Regions from separate parts of the Mus musculus genome. Here region 2 is linked to region 1. The links are chromatin loops, found by intact Hi-C in ENCODE. Cell type or tissue: left cerebral cortex. All regions are shown on one strand. Each heading gives the region's core, and the rest is flanking DNA. Links, peaks and the distances in the headings are about the cores only. Region 1 holds the start of Crh (corticotropin releasing hormone). Region 2 holds the start of Gm23330 (a small nuclear RNA gene).

The links. Hi-C counts contacts between places; a loop is a spot of excess contacts. Peaks named below come from ENCODE experiments on the same cell type or tissue, not always from the same donor. Only the 100,000 strongest peaks of a DNase experiment are listed, where the experiment ranks them.
Region 2: a loop joins it to region 1, with 9 times the contacts of the local background. A loop is called at or near these places in 31 of 42 quality-filtered maps.

Annotation. Positions count from the first base shown.
Region 1 is chr3:19,690,488-19,698,821 of GRCm38, forward strand. It overlaps Trim55 (tripartite motif-containing 55), which reads left to right. Exons shown (of 10, transcript NM_001081281.2): 10 at 990-2,097. The coding sequence ends at 1,112. It overlaps Crh (corticotropin releasing hormone), which reads right to left and starts at 4,909. Exons shown (of 2, transcript NM_205769.3): 1 at 4,680-4,909; 2 at 2,914-4,003. The coding sequence starts at 3,989. The coding sequence ends at 3,426. Gm42189 (a long non-coding RNA gene) reads left to right here and starts at 3,786. Exons shown (of 3, transcript XR_880694.3): 1 at 3,786-4,052. In left cerebral cortex, for the core only: CTCF peaks have their summits at 1,144 and 3,581 (motif pointing left); DNase peaks (open chromatin) are centred at 1,122, 3,598, 4,188, 4,363 and 1 more place; H3K4me3 peaks cover 1,131 bases.
Region 2 is chr3:19,557,519-19,565,852 of GRCm38, forward strand. All of the region lies in intron 2 of Dnajc5b (DnaJ heat shock protein family (Hsp40) member C5 beta), which reads left to right. It overlaps Gm23330 (a small nuclear RNA gene), which reads left to right and starts at 2,735; the gene lies at 2,735-2,898. In left cerebral cortex, for the core only: a CTCF peak has its summit at 5,069 (motif pointing right); DNase peaks (open chromatin) are centred at 2,571, 5,164 and 5,937; H3K27ac peaks cover 345 bases.

The DNA of each region.
Region 1 (8,334 bases), core at 146-8,145:
ATATATATATATATATGAATGTTCTTTGTTCCATTAAGCTGTTATTTTTAAAACTCAAAACAAATTATTGAAGTTCATTTATAAGATTGAGTTGGTCAGGTGAATTAAACGTTATAAGATTTTATTGCCTAGAGACACTCACTTCAGGATTTGTTCAAGATCAATACTTTGGCTTTGCAAAACGGAGGGGTTTTGCAAAGTTGAAGCGATTTACAAACATATAAATGTGTGCATAGTAACATTTTGTCAGTGATCTCCTCGAGTTTGATTCTTCTAGGTAGTATGGCTTACTGCTATTGTCTCAGTGCACGAGCACTGGTGCCCCCTCTACAGTAATATAACTTAATGCTGACGTTCTGGGAACATACCCCGACTGATGGCACACGAGTGTAATCTGGTAGAAACTTCTAACGTCAGCAGTGGAGACATTATATGAATATGAGTATAAGTTGCACTGTCATAAGATAGCAACATCATTTAAGTTTCCGCTCCCCTACCCCTTCCCTCCTCTCCTCCCCCTCTCGGCCTCTCTGTCTTGTGTGGCACTGGGGATGAAACTCGGGCCTAGGACGGCTGGGAAGGCACTCTATCGCTGAGTTATGAGTTAAAACTTAGCAGGATTTCAATAGTTTTGCAGATTTTTGTAAACCTAGATATCTGTGTGTGTGAATGAGACTGTCATGTCAGTAAATCATGAATGACTTAACTCAGGAAAGCCAAGCAGGGAACCCTGGCTTCTCCCCACCAGAGCTCCATTCCACTGCATGCGCTATTGCTATTCTTTTTGAATTATGAGCGTGAATCACTTGAATGGCTCTTGACCATAACTAAGATGACCTAAGTTTGCTTTCTATCCCTAATAATAATTATGCTTCATCTAATTACTATCATCATCTCATCATCCTCTCTCCTCCGTAGATCAGTAACTGGACCAATTCCCCAAAGGTCTACTCTCTCCTTCCTCTCATCCACATTTTCTTCTTTTGCAGATTGGATTTGAGGCCCCTTCTCCCCAGGGACAGTCTGCAGCCTTGGGGAGTGGGGGTGGGGCTGATCCTGAGCCAGCTCGCCACGTCTTCTCCTTCTCCTGGTTGAATTCCCTAAATGAATAATATTTATTCTCGTTGCTGCCCCCTGTCTGCCTGGCTGAGAAGCACATAGGCAGCAGGAAACAGGTGGAAATTCACCACGATTCATATGAAGGGGACCTCTGGACAGGATTTCTGAAAGCAAAACAAAACAATACAACACCACCACCCTTTAATTCCAGATGACTTATCTCACTCATTGAGAAAATGATTATGCTCAGAACAAAATTACAGAAAATACTCTTCTGAAGAAACTTGATCTTCTGCAAATCTTTCATTTGTGTGAGAAACCTTCTGAAGGTTGTGTAGGTGTGGTGCATGCCTGTGTATCAGCCATAAGTGCCAAGTGGTAACAAAGTGGCAGAACACTCTCCCAGCCTCCCTCAGGCTTCTGGTTATTTTAGGACGCTTGTGCCTTTTGCTTTTCTCCTTAGCATTGCAGGTGGTAGGTGATGTTCAGTGTCAGTTCCAAACTGACCGATTTATCAAAATATGGAGATTGGTCACTGACCAAAGCTATGTAGGGCACTGTAGAGGTTCCTTTCCCTATGGATGCCATGGGTGCGCAGACAGGACTTTCCTTTACATGTGGCCACACGTCCATAGTCCAGAAGGCCAAAAATCTAGGGCAACTCTTTTGACATTTTTCTAACCTTATTTACATATCTCATAATCATATCCATGTATTAGGCATTTTAATTGAATTTCAAAGAGGAGCTGTCTACTTTCTTAAGTGTCCTGCCATAGCAGCAATCTGATAATCTGTGGAGCAACTGCATGGATTTAAGTATACACACAATTCTCCCCCTGTGTGCCTTCTCTCTCTCTCTCTCTCCCCCTCTCTCCCTCTGTCTCTTCTCTCCCCCTCTGTCTCTCCCTCCTTTCCTTTCTTCCTCCTTCCCTCCCTCCCTCCCCCCCCCCCCGGTCTCTCTCTCTCCTCTCTCCTTCCTTGCCTTCATCACATAAGTGTAACTTTACTTTAAATGAACTATTAAATAAATGTTTTTAAGAACTTCAGTCTCCCAGCAATTTATTCAGTGATTCATGTTTTATTATTAAGCCATTAATCAAGCATATTTCCAGGGCCTCAAGAGAAGTGCCATCTTCATATATACAAATTAATTTAAAAGTATTAATTATGGAACTAAAATTTTTAGGGTGGTAACTAAACTACTAAAGCAAACGTATTAAAATTAGAAGTGCTGTTTAATTTTAGAAGCAAATAACAGGCCTACAGGTTGCAGTTATTAGGACTGGGATAGAGAGAAATGTGAAAGGTATTTGTGTAGCTATTTTTTTTTAAGAAAAAATTTCCCAAGTGACCTTTCACTGAAAATATGTTTATTTACTTGAGATGCTTGCATTCTTAAGTTTCTCCTATCTAGGCTGGTGAGTAGTACAGTGGGTACAGGCTTGCTCTTGGGCCTAAAGAACCCAGTTCAGGTCCTAGGACTCACATGGTAGGAGGAGTCTGACCTTCTCCAGTTGTCCTCTGACCTCCACCCACTTCCCATGAGGCCCACACTTCCTCGGTCCTCAGCTAATTAGGCTTGCGTGTTATTTCCACTGTGATCAAGTTTTAGAGGTGGGAGGAACCTCTAAAATTATTTAATTTAATCTCAGAAGGGAAGTCTGAGAGGTACAGAGGAAAGCCCAGGACAAATTACAGGGCCAATGTAAGCTATGTGACAAATGTTCCTATCTTTAAGAGAAAATAAAATGTAGGGTGTTTTGTTGAGGGGCAAGTTGTTTGTTGTGCTGTTTTTATGTCTTGTGCTGGGGCCATTTCTGTATGCACACTGAAGAGGAAAAATAAAGCCACAGCAACCTTTGCAGATTTTATTAAAAATATATTTAACGTTCTCTTACACAACCAAATTGACCAAGAATCAGAAAGATGTTTTATTACTGAAACATTTACAAGAAAAAGTTGATTCAAAGAGCTTACACATTTCGTCCTAGCCACCCCTCAAGAATGAATTCTCTTCCACTGCAGCTCCAAATAAAAACAACTGGATGACTCCCATCTGCTTTTTCAAAGGTTTCCTCCTTGGGGCCACATTTTCTTTAAGATATCGCTATAAAGACGCTTATTTGCACATAGAAATTAAGCATGGGCAATACAAATAACGCTGTTTTGTTACGACACAGAAATACACTTTGTGCATGCTAATTAAGGGGTATATAGGCTCTCTCCCTGTACATCTTCTATGCTTCAAGCTATATAAAAATAAACAAATGATATCGGAGCTGCGATATGGTACAGAATACTGTGTTTTAAATTTTTATTTTTACTTGTGTGCTAAATGCAGAATCGTTTTGGCCAAGCGCAACATTTCATTTCCCGATAATCTCCATCAGTTTCCTGTTGCTGTGAGCTTGCTGAGCTAACTGCTCTGCCCGGGCCATTTCCAAGACTTCCCGCAGAAGGTGGAAGGTGAGATCCAGAGAGATGGGCGGCTCCTCCGACCGCCTCTCCCTCTCCAGCGCCCCCTGGTGGCCACCGAGGGCATCCTCGGCGCCGCGTTCGGCCGGCTCCGCGCGGCTGTCGAGCGAGCGCTGAGGCATCTGCAGCTGCTGCAGCAACACGCGGAAAAAGTTAGCCGCAGCCTGGTCGTGCGAGGGGCGGCTGCCGCGACCCGCGGTGAGGGGCGTGGAGTTGGGGGACAGCCGAGCAGCGGGACTTCTGTTGAGATTCCCCAGGCGGAGGAAGTATTCTTCACCCATGCGGATCAGAACCGGCTGAGGTTGCTGGGGCTGCTCCGGCTGCAAGAAATTCAAGGGCTGCGGGGCCCGCGGCGCTCGGGGGACGGATCCCCTGCTGAGCAGGGCCCTGCAAGGCAGGCAGGACGACAGAGCCACCAGCAGCATGCCCGCGGACACCAGCAGCCGCAGCCGCATGTTAGGGGCGCTCTCTGAAGCACCGAGGTTGAGGTCGGGGGAGAGAGAAGGTGGGGGAGAAAGGTAAGATTGGTCAGAGTTTAGCTCAGCTGGAAGGTGCAGCGGGGCTTCCTATCGGACACCCACAGACAAGACAGGCTCTAGGCTTCGGTGACGCTGTCCGCGGTGCTGAAGCTAGGTACCTGCAAAGCTCAACTGGTGCGAGCCCGCGGTGACCCTTCTTTGGAGACCTAGAAGGGACAACCCCTGGCTCCTCTTCCTAAGGACCTCCCAAACGTCTTCCCTAAACCGACTTCCCTGAGCCCGGACAAGTGCCACAGGTTTAAGCTGTCGCACACCCTAATCGCCCCCTTTCGGACATCCTTTTCTGCCAAATTGAGAACAACCTTCTCTGTCTCCATTCCTGCCCTTACTCCGTTTGCTTGGGGACATGGGATGCAATAGGGGAGCCATTCTTTGCACAGACTATGAGCAGTGAGTGGCAGATTGGATTGAGTGGATAAAGATGAGCAGCCGCCGTCTAACTTCGCTTTTTCAAATCGCCACTGTCATCGGAATTTTAAGGCACAGTTAGCGACACACATACATGCATAGGCACAGGCATTCCAGCACATGGGCAGCTGGCTCCGGGGCTCACCACAGCAGCTCAGGCAGCACAAAGTTGGTGGCGCCCGTCTAGGCGCTGCCTACCTTCTCCTCCCTTGGTAGGTGAGCCCGCACTGCTGCCTCTGCAGAGGGACTTCTCTCAGGATGCCTCCTGCAGGTTTTCTTCCTCTTCTCCTTTCTCTTCTTTTTTTCTTTTGCCTTTTCCCTTTCTCTTCAGTCTCTCAACGTACTTGGGCTCTGAGTTTCTCCACACCAGAGCCTGGAGTGAGATTTTATAATGTCGACCCTCTTCAGAAAGCACGCAGCATTTGCCTAATAAGCTGACGCTCTCTTGACAGCTCGATTGCGTGCTGCCTCTGCTCCTGCATAAATAATAGGGCCCTGCCAAGGAGCGAGGGACAGAGTTCTGCTATTTCAACACTGAATCTCACATCCAATTATATCAACAGATATTTATCGCCTCCTTGGTGACGTCAACGAGCCCGAAAATGGAAGGGTTTCTTATGACTTGTCCATTGACAAAAATTTTTGAATGAGACTATCCAAGTGTGGAAAACAGACTGACCTCTTACTATGATAGGCCAGATACGGACCAGAAAAGAGACAGAGAGTGGGAGGGGAAAGAAGAAGAGGTGGGGAGTGCAGAGCTTCCAAGAAGGTAGTTACCATTAAAGGGGTGGATCTGGACATTTCCTGGTGCCTCAGCACCCCCACCTAACTCTTCTGTCAGGTTGTCCTCTCAGGAAACATCTCAGTATCTGAAATCTGTCGTTACTATGGCCTGCCATCTTTCTGCCTGGAGGAGAATGAAGAACTAGGGGACAGAGACAACCAGGTCTGAGTTTTTATCCACTTAGCCCTCCCAAGAGCATACATAGGAATTATGGAGCTGAAGACAAGGCCAGTACGTTTTTTTGAAACCAGCTTAGTGTTTTCCTTCACAAGAAAAGAGCTATTCTAACGAGGAAGGCCATAAACAAAGTCTCTTAAAAGCCTCAGTTTCAAGTGAATCTCAGGCCTCCTATGGTTCTCTTAGAATCTAAAGTTAATCAGGACTGTTCCCCCAAGAAGAGCAGGGTGAGCTGTGTATATTAAACACTCTGTTCGGAGTCTACACCGCAAACCCAATGAGAGAGGCATTGTTCTCTTGTGTTGAAAAAACTTAAGCTGTTTGATAGCCTGAAAAAAAATCAGTTATTGAGTCTGTAAATGAGAATCATTCATTTCACCTCCGTGTACTGTGAAACCATGATGGTATGCAGAGCAAACCACTCAAGTTATTTATTATGTGTTCTGTTCTTTTCTCCACATTCAAATGTGCACCACAAGTGTCTTTAGTTATTGCTTTCTGGCACTATTATAGAACACAATGCCATGTCTATAAATCTACTCTCAAATTTTGAGTTGAATGGAGATTATGTCTAAGTGGGAAGTAGTTACCTTTAATCCTGCAATTCAAGATGCTGTTACAAACTCTAGTGTCTGGGATTCGCTTCAGCTGCTTCATAACCACCACTACTGTTTATCCAAAATTTCCTGTTCCCTGTTTCTGGTTATGTCTGCCATTTTCTCTGTCACAAGTAATGCAATGCAGATTTCCACCCCTGTTTGGGGCCTGTACTAATTGATAACTCTTCTTGAAACAAGAGGAAGGTGTTTTCACACTGGAGGTTGCAGAAAAGTCAGCTCATAGGTGAATGAATGGGATGCATTTCTGATAGAAGAGAACACAGGAAGGATTCTGTCCACAGGAGAAGTGTGATTCATTAATAAATAATGATCAAATTGTGCTTTAGAGGAAAAGTGGGTTTACATTGACCAGGAGGCCTGCAGAACCTTCACTATTGTTACAGTGGGCATTTTAGAGGTTAAAATTCACCTCAGTGTTTGGGATTTTTGTTTGTTGGTCTCTGTTTTGTTTTAACTTTCATTCCTGACCAATTCTTTGCCCATTCATAAAGTTCAGCTTAAGTGCCAGTCTGGAGAGGGAAAGGAGGCCAATGAGTCCTGAAGAGGAAGTAAGAGAGAGACATGCCTATGGGCTTTCCAGGAGAAGTCAGGGAGGGTCCCTGGGGGAAGAAGTGGCACACATGGGCTCTTGCTAACCTCCTGGCCCTCAAGATCCCTCCCATCGGACCATCAGGAGACGTGTTTTTACTCGGGCTCCACTATTGCTGTTGAGCCTTTGCCACGGGGCTTACCTGGAATATAAATTGTGAAGTACCATAATTTACTGAAGCAAATCTCAGAGAACTCGTGTTAGAAATGCTCGCTTGGCTTAAATGAGAACCAGAGGGAATCTGAAGTTACTCAGCGAGTGATAAAGTCAGAACAAGAACCCAGTTCTTTACTGCTGGCCTCACTATTTACACAGCATCACGGCATCCTTTGTGCTTTCTTTCCCAGCACAGGCACACGAATGAGCAGAGACGAGTGGACGAGGTGGAGCAACACACATATCAGCTCTTGGAGGCCTTTTCGTGGGGTTTCCTTTTATTCCCAAGGCACAAGAACACAGAAATTCTTTGTGCAGTGCCCCTTGGCTTTAAATGTCTGTATGTGCACACTGCTATTTTCATGTTAGCTGAATCTTGTGATGTGAGGTTTTTCAGTGCACTGATGCACCTAAAAATGAAAATGCAAAATAAAAATTCACACAAAAATAAAAGAATTAATTTTATCTTTTTATAGAATATAGGGAGTAGGGAGGATTCTTGAAATTATGTCATTGATGTGTGATTACAGACATAACAATGTAGATATGATCTACACAAGACACTAATAATCTCTATTACAAGACTCACACCAAGAGATAGCACTTCACTTACTGAAAGGAATCATAAAAGGACCAACACAAATGCTTTTATATCCTAGAAACACTGTTCAAGAAATATGGGCACCAAGTAGTGATTAATTCCTGTTCAAAATACTTTATCAAAAGCAATATAACATAGGAGTGAGTTAAATAATATGGAACACAGATTAATTAAATAAAAGAGAAACAAGAGGGTAGGGTATGGGCCTCAGTGACAAAGAACTTGCCCTGGGTTCAAGCCATAGTACCTCACACACACACACACACACACACACACACACACACACACACACACACACAGGCACATAGACACATAGGCACACACATACACAGAGAGAGAGAGAGAGAGAGAGAGAGACAGAGACAGAGACAGAGAGACAGAGAGACAGAGAGAGACAGAGACAGAGACAGATTTTAAGAACAAGACACAAAGAGACAGAGAGCAGGTACCTCCTCAGAGCCTGCATCTCTTTGCACTTTTATATACTCCTATTGGCAAAATCCAGGCCATCATACACTCTCCAAGTTTGCTGAGTTGACATTAATCTGTCATGTTTACTCACAGTCAGGTTGCTTAATCATTGTGGTCACTGCACTTTAGGTAGATTTGAGAGCCATCATCATAAGATGATAAAGAAAGGATTTCAAAAACATAAATACCTTACTGCTTTCCTGGGAACAATATTGTAACTGCTAGCAATCTCTTCTGGTGTCAAAGCCATACATCCTCTCTATAGAGAACATGGAAGATTCTGAAAAACACAATGGAGCATGTAAGCCAGCTGTGGAGGCACACATCTCTAATCGCAGCACCTTCAGTGGACAGCAGAACTGCAAGCTGGAAGTCAGCCTGGCATAAATTGTAAGACTTGGCCAAACAACACTGTACAAAATTCTTCTGAATGCCAAAGCTAATCACATTTA
Region 2 (8,334 bases), core at 316-8,315, 130 kb before region 1:
AAAGAATCAGGTGAGCCCCAGCAGTGGAGGGAACAAAAGTATTTGACCCACTGAAGATGATGGGAGATCTGTAAGTTTGTTCTGTGTAGGTCCGTCAGTTTGTTTCTGTTTCTGTTGTTGTTGTTAAGACAGGATCTTTCTTGATAGACTACCTATGCTTGATCTTACAATCACCAGACCTCTGCCTCCCAGAGGTATACCTCTCTGCTGGTATACACTACCACTCCTGGGCTGTCTGTTTTTACTGTTATTCTTGAAACAAAAGAGGAAACAATAAAATTCTACATTCAGTGACATATTTTCTATAGAATTTTCTGTATTTTATTATTTGTATAGATATTAAAACTATGAAGAATGGAAATGCTTATGAAAAATAGCCCAGTTCCTCATGAAAGGAGCTGAAATATGTCAAGAATTATCATGATCACATTTTATGGAATCTGGAAATTAATGGAGTTCTTGTCAAAACGAAGAGGCATTTATTTGCATGTGAGGATGGAGATGCCTGAGTGTCCCTTATTTTATGAGTTAGTCTCGCTGACCTACAAGTTAGCAAGTGAACTAGTGAGTGAGCTCGGGGTATCTCCTGTTTCTGCCTTGGGGCTAGGATTACTCTGACTGGAGGCCAGGATTAGTAGGAGGAAGATAACTAGGAAGAGGATTAGTAGTAGGCACCAGTGAGACCCAGGGTTTTTCCTTTTTTGGGCTGGCTCTGGAGGTAAACCTAGATTCTTGTGATTGTAAGGGACATACTTTGTGAACAGAGCTACCACCCCAGCCTTTGCTCCTTGGGTCAGCAGTGACCTTAAAAGAACTGCACACCATTCCAATTACCACTATCAAGTTGGATACCACAATGATCAGGAAAAAAAATATTGTTGACAAAGAAGTATTCTTGATTGATTTGTCTAGTGACTGAAGGACTTATTAGAATCCAACAAATCTGGTTAAACAATTAAGGGGATGAAACATGGGGGCTGTGGAAGTATTTGTAGGCGACTGATGTCATTGCATCTCTGGGCAATGGAGGCAGCTGGAACAAAAGGTGGATTCACTAAGAATCATGGAAGGAAATGTTGAGAATGAGGTGGTCTAGGGAATAAGACTCTGGAAAGTTCTATCATGTCATAGTCTTCATTAACCAGAAGTTACTCCTAAGCCTAAAGTTGTGCTCACAGTTAATAAAGATCCATGAAGACCTTCAGCTCTCACTTGTGACTGATTTGTGTCATGCTCTGAGCAAGCAGGATAGACAAAGATATAAACTGTCTAGGTGAGTGTCAAAGGTGTGTCTAACACACACAAGACCATCTGCAAGGACTGCGAAGTTTCTAGTTCTTAGTATATATAGAATTCCATATCTGACCTTTTACCTGATTAGTACATCTATGCATACAAACTTTATAAATTAGGTCAGAAAAGTGACTTTAAACAATAACAGTAACAACGAAAATCATGGGGAAGGAGAGAGTATGGGTTGTTGAGTTGCTGCAAATATCCAGTTTGAAATGTCCAGTTTTTAAAGTAAATTATAAGAACAGGTGTGTACACAGGGAAAATTCAGCTAGAGAATAGGGAGGAGAGCTGTGCCATAGGAGAGCTGTGCCATGGGAAAGCTGTGCTATGGGAGAGCTGTGACATGGGAGAGCTGTGACATGGGAGAGCTGTGCCATGGGAGATCTGTGCCATGGGAGATCTGTGCCATGGGAGATCTGTGCCATGGGAGAGCTGTGCCATGGGAGAGCTGTGACATCAGACAACTGTGAAATACTGTCTTCTAGATATGCTATGCCTGCTGCTCATATAAACTCATGAAAGCCATGGTTACTTGCACAAGATTTGAAGAAAGTTAAGCCAGTCAACACTTTAGTGTAAATGGGAGAAAGCTTTCTTAAGCTCCATCCCAAGCCCAGGAGCTATTGCCAGTTGATGGCTGCTGAGATAGGAAGTTACTTTTCTGTATGGTTACTAGGATGTTGTCCTTGCCCCACTGGATGCTTTCACACCAGGCTCATATGCCAGCACTAAGTAGACTCAATATAAAATAATAGCAACGAGGACAACAACAATAACAACAACAAGAAGAAGACAACAGAGGACATGACATTGGGAAAGAGAAGGGTTGAAGTGGAGGCTCCTGGGGGAGTTCAAGGGAGATAGTGTGGCTATGTTCAAAATACTTTGTATATATATGTATATATGTATATAGCCATAGATGTTGAAAACTATCATGGCCATGGGCAAATGATAGGCACAGAGAACTATAGTGACACAAAATTGCCAGTCTGTTCTTGGTCCCTTATGAGAGACAGCCCTAATCTGGTTTAAGGGCAATGAATACAAACTGTTTTGGATATTTCCACTCTCAAATCGTAGTTCCTGGACTCTGGGTTATTTGATGGTTTGTCCCATTCTCTATTTCACTCACAGTGTGCTGGCCACTTGGCACAAAACACTGCTTTTGCTAAACTTGGCTGCAAGAGCTCCTCATATGTCTTGTGCCCAACTTTCCTGTTCTAGGCTCTCAAGCCAAACCCAGAAAAGAACTGAAAAGACACTCAGGATGTCTAGAGAAGAAAGGAGCAGTCATCAAATACTACAAAAAAGGGTCAAGTACAAGACAGATAAAAATAAGCCTGTGGGATTTCATCCAGAGCATCATAGAAGGAAGAGGAAGTTTGTGAGAGAGCTGAAAATAGAAGTCAGGTTATAGTGAGTTGAAAAGGAAATGGACATACTTACCTGGCAGGGAAGATACCATGATCACGAAGGTGGTTTTCCCAGGGCGAGGCTTATCCATTGCACTCCAGATGTGCTGACCCCTGCGATTTCCCCAAATGTGGGAAACTCAACTGCATAGTTTGTGGTAGTGGGGGACTGCTTTAGAGCTCTCCTCTGAAAGAAAGAGAAGGGAATGGGCATTGAAGAGTAACCTTTTTGCATGAGAGAAGAATGAAGTTAAAATGCAAAGGAAGAAAAGAACATTTATAAACAAGGGGAAAGATGAGGAAGCTGGGCCTGACGGCATGGGTCTATAATTACAGCTATCTGGAAAGCTGAGGTAGGAAGACCATGAGTTCAAGGCCAGCCTGGGATAAATAGTGAGTTCAAGACTAACTTGAATAACTTACTGAGACCATACCTCAAGAAGATAAAAGGGCAATTCTTGGGCCACAGTTTGGCAGTACGCCATGCCTAGAGCTTAAAACACAAGCTAGGGGATCCCTGAGGAGATGGGAGTAGCAAATCACTACAGAAAACGTTCGAGTTGGGAGTGGGGGCTGGTGATGCTTTAGGGTCTGCAGGCGAATAGATAGAAGGAACACAAGTGGGAAGAGGACGGAGACAGTGGTCTTATTACTCAGAAGTGTACAGGCAGAAGATTGTTCTTTCCAAGTCAGAAGTGGGGGTGTCTGTTGAGGGAATTGGAAAGAGCAATCAAGGGGGGAATAAGAGGTTTGGAAATTTTTTCTTGGGGACATGAAAAGGAATTTACTAAAGTTGAACAGAGACAGGCAAACCACAAAGGAGACAGCCAAGGGGGAACTGTATATTTTTATAGCTTGTTGTTCACAGGGGTGTAAAATCTTGTCTGACAATGCTGCTAAGCCTAGAAATAGGAGCAGGGGCCATAGTCATCTTCTCGTGGGCAGGACAGGAAATCTTTTAAGGAACTTGGTAGAGGTTGAGAATGATTTAGGTACATGCCTATGATTCAAATTAAACCAACAAGACCCCAGCCTGTAAGAAAAGGCCCTGTTCAGTTTAAAAAGTGAGTTTCTGGGAGGAACATTTTAAGTGACAGCTGGGCCAAGAGATATATAAGAAGACAGTGTCATATGTTTTTGCACTGAAAGGATTTGAAGAAGAGAGACTGAAAGTTTTTGAGTGTGACAGACATTCCTAGGACCTGCAAGGAGATAACGTGCAGCTAACTGTCACTGCAGCTCGACCCAGAAGGGAGCAGCGGTTCTGGCCTGCTGAGAAGTCTCACCAGACATGCAGTGGTGGGGCCTGCTATTGGAAGCAGGAGTCCTGGCTATTGAGCTGAGAGGAGGTGTGCCCATTTCTCCTCCATCCTAATGTTCTTGTACCTTGCTAGTCACAGTTCAGGAGAGGCAGTCGACCTGAGAAAAGAATGTACTTTCCTTCCAGAAACAGTGAAGTTAGAAGCCCAGAAATAGTTGTTGGGAGCTTGTTCCGTATACAAAGGTAGATAAGCAGATGCAGCCCCGGGACTCCTAGAGCAAGCTGGGGCAGGACACACCCAGACTGTCGGAACTTCAGGTGTCCACCTTTTTTTAAAATTAGGTATTTTCTTCATTTACATTTCAAATGCTATCCCGAAAGTCCCCTATACCCTTCCCCCGACCCGCCCTGCTCCCCAACTCACCCACTTCCCTTCCTGGCCCTGCCATTCCCCTGTACTGGGGCATATGATCTTCGCAAGACCAAGGGCCTCTCCTCCCATTGATGGCCAACTAGGCCATCCTCTGCTATATATGCAACTAGAGAAACAGTTCTGGGGGTACTGGTTAGTTCATACTATTGTTCCTCCTATAGGATTGCAGACCCCTTTAGCTCCTTGGGTACTTTCTCTAGCTTCTTCATTAGGAGCCCTGCGTTCCATCCAATAGATAACTGTGAGCATCCACTTTTGTATTTGCTAGCACTGGCATAGCTTCACAAGAGATAGCTATATCAGGATCCTGTCAGCAAAATCTTGCTGGTGTATGCAATAGTGTCTGGGTTCACTTCTTTTTCAGACTAGTACTTCTATTGCCATCACAGCAAGAGGCTTACAGAATTGGCCTCGGATTTATCTAATACACTTACACGGATAATCCAGTGTATTTATTTTATCAAGGAAAGTAAAGACGTGGATCTGAGAAAGCCACAGAAGACTTGGTAGCAAACAGAAAACTGAAACTAGGCACCACCAACGGGCATTTAGGCTTCCATAAAATCTGAGTATTGATGCATTTTTTAACTCTTATAAATTAATATATATCAAAGTACAATGCCTCATGAAAAAGTTGAGATCCTGAACATCCCTGGTACAGTGGCAACACCAGCCACGAGAGGGCAGCACTTGACTCTTGATGCAGTTCTGCAGGCAAGAAGAGAGCTGTCTGAGAGGCAGCAGAGTATCTATCTATCTGTATGGTTCTTTCCTGTCCTTGCCTCACACCACAAAGCCTGAACCACAAACGTGATGTGATGTGATCCCGCAAAACTAGGACAACTCCTTTAACACTCAGCTACAGTGTCTGCAAATGTGGGGAAGTCACAGTGCTGAATAATGTGGTCTTTAGTCTTTTCCTGTGGCATCTTGATGGTCAAAGCACATGAGTCATTCGTTCTGGTAGCAGATGCTCCAGAAATAATCACACAGCCGTGGTGGGGTTGGCATCTGTATCTGCAATATGATGCCAAACGGTGTCCTGGCCTTTCTATCTTGTCCTTCTGGTGGACTTTATACTGTTTCCTTCCTTCCAGCCTCTGCTCTGCAGCTCAGAACGTTAAATCTTTTTGTGTTGAGGGCCACTGTCCAGGGTACAGCATATGATGTGGTTGTACTTGGCTCTGAAAGTTTGAGGACCAAAACTAGGGAAGGTATGGCCATGATAGCCATCAGCAGTAGTTGACTAGTACTTGGACAAGGTTAAACCAGAAATAATCCTTACCGCATGAGGTCCACTCGCTGACAGCTGCCCCCCCCCCCCCCCGTACTGAATGACAAGGGCTAGGGAACCCCAAGGGCAGAGAGAGTCGGAAAGAGCCATGTACCCAGGCAGGCAGTTCCACCCAGCCCACAGAAGAGTCTTTGGTCAGAGAACTCCACAGGGTCTTGCATGCAGCTCAGGAACTGAGACACAGAGCCCTGTGGTTTGTGTCAATGGCCAGCAGATGCTGAGTTCTTGCAGGCTGTGTAAAATAGAAAGGCTCCAAGTGACTAAAAGCTGCTTGTTTGGGCTATTTTTATATAATTGGATGTGTAAAAATTTGCCTTTGGCTTTGGCAGGCTTTGAGCTAATGGGCCTCAGCTGCAGTGAAGGAGGGCAGGACCTGGGGCCATTAGGCAGACACATTTGTTGCCCAGGCCAGGAAGCTCCCAGAGATTAGCAGGTTCCTGGCTAAGTACTGGCTAAGTACTTCCTACTAGTTCTTCCTGCCACTGAGAGAAACAGGAAAACCAAAAGGAAATGAGTGTCTCAAAAGCATTTGAAAGTGAAAAACTACTGAACGCCATTCTCTGAGGGGTGTGAGGCTTCAAGGCGGCAGGCTTCAAACCACTCCAGAGAGAGAGAGAAAGAAAGAAGAAGAGGAGGAGAGGAGAGAGGAGAGGGAGAGAGGAGAGAGAGGGAGGGGAGAGGGGAGATAGGGAGAAGAGAAGAGAAGAGAAGAGAAGAGAAGAGAAGAGAAGAGAAGAGAAGAGAAAAGAGACCTCATAAATGTCCTAAAGATGGGAATTCTGAAAATTTATTGAGCCTATGGAGTACCACAGGACAGGACTAAGAGTACCAGAAGCCATCTGTGGTGGAAAATTCCATTGGTAGGCCTCAATAATTGGCTTTATGGTGACTTCTTGAATCAGGGCTGAGTTTCTGAGCTTTCTCACCAGTGTATCAGAAGAGATTGTGATATGGGTTTATAATCCCAGAACTTGAGAGGTGGAGGCAGGAGAATCATGAGTTGACCTTAATGCTATTGAATTCAAGGTCAGCCTTGGCTAAGACAGCCTATCTGAAAATAAATAATGTATAAGGCTATTTCAAAACTTGAAATGGCCTACCTGCTTCTGCTTTCCAGTCTGGTTTAAATTAACAGTGTTTATGAAATTTGACTCTTTTTAGTCATATGGGAAACTCATGTACAGGGGAGGCTGAGCACTTAACTGAATGTCCCCAGAAAAGGCAAATAGAGCTGAGAAAAACTGGTCCTACCTATCTGGGTCTGACTATAATACTATAAGTTAATTAATAAAATACTATTATTTTAAGGGTCCTAGAAGTGGGTACTACTATGGCTACCACTAAACTCTTAGTTACCTGTGTAATGAAGAAAATACTGGTTTATTATATTGGGTTAACATGGTCCCCTAGACATCTAAAAGTCATAAGTAAAATACTCTGTGATTTGAAGTTATATCCTAATATTCATATTGCTTCTGGGAAATTTTTAAAGTACAATATTAATCACACAAAGATAATGAAAGCAAAGAGAGCAGGGTTAGAAGTGAGGTCATGGAACTATGAGAACTTGAGTAGTTAGAATTGTCAGATAAAGATTTTAAAACAAATATGATTAAAAGGATGAAAACCAAGACTGAGAATTTGCACAGAGTGTCTCGGCATCACATGTGAACATGTGTGTTTATAAGCTGACAAGCTGTGTCTATCACAGACCTGCCTAGACCTCTCTGTTCCCTGTGCTGAATGCTGACTGGGAACTCAGACTTGCCTGTTACCACTCCACCACCCTAGACCAAAACTTTTACAGAACTATGTGAAGGAATTTGCTTCTTAGGGTGCGTAGAGATGACTAAGTTGACCAACAGGATATAGAGGATTCCAGAAGTCAAGAGGAGAGAACTTTAAAATAAACAATAGTGTTATCCAGAAGATACCATTAAGTAATAATGCAATAAAGGGAGATGTATTCAGTGTAAATAATCAATGAAAGATTCATGAGGAGCACATACAGAATATTTTCTTAGACCCTACAAATTAATTTTAAAAGCCAAACTAAAAGTTATAAAAGACAGAAATATATTATTTCTAAATGTTTCTTTCTACATATAACTATATAAAATATATAACTAGCCTTATTATAGATCATAATATTACATATATAGAGATATATATGTATACATGTAAAACATAAACATATAGAGACTATGTACAGAATCAGACAGACATTAAGGTGCTGGTTCATCCCAAATGTTATGGTACTCATTTTCTGTATCTTCACATGTGTGTCACCCAAGTCCACGAGGGTGTAAGGGCCTTGATTCTCCGCTGTCACACATAGCTTCAGATGTTCCATGGTCACACTGTTGGCAGGTTTCTGATTCTGCCAACTGTGGCTCTGGCGGCTCATCTCTGTATCCACTATTGGTCTCATTCTCACCACAGGCAATCCTCTCTAGACAAAGGTCTGTTTTCTGGGATCTAATATGATCCCAGGCTTCTCTCTCTTTATTCCAGGCTGTGGCTATATTCTCGAATCATTTTTTTTCATACACTGTGAAAGAACAAGTGATTGTTCTATTGAAACAGGGTCTGAGTTTCTCCCAGGTTTCTCTCCCAATCCTCTCCTTATTCCTCCACA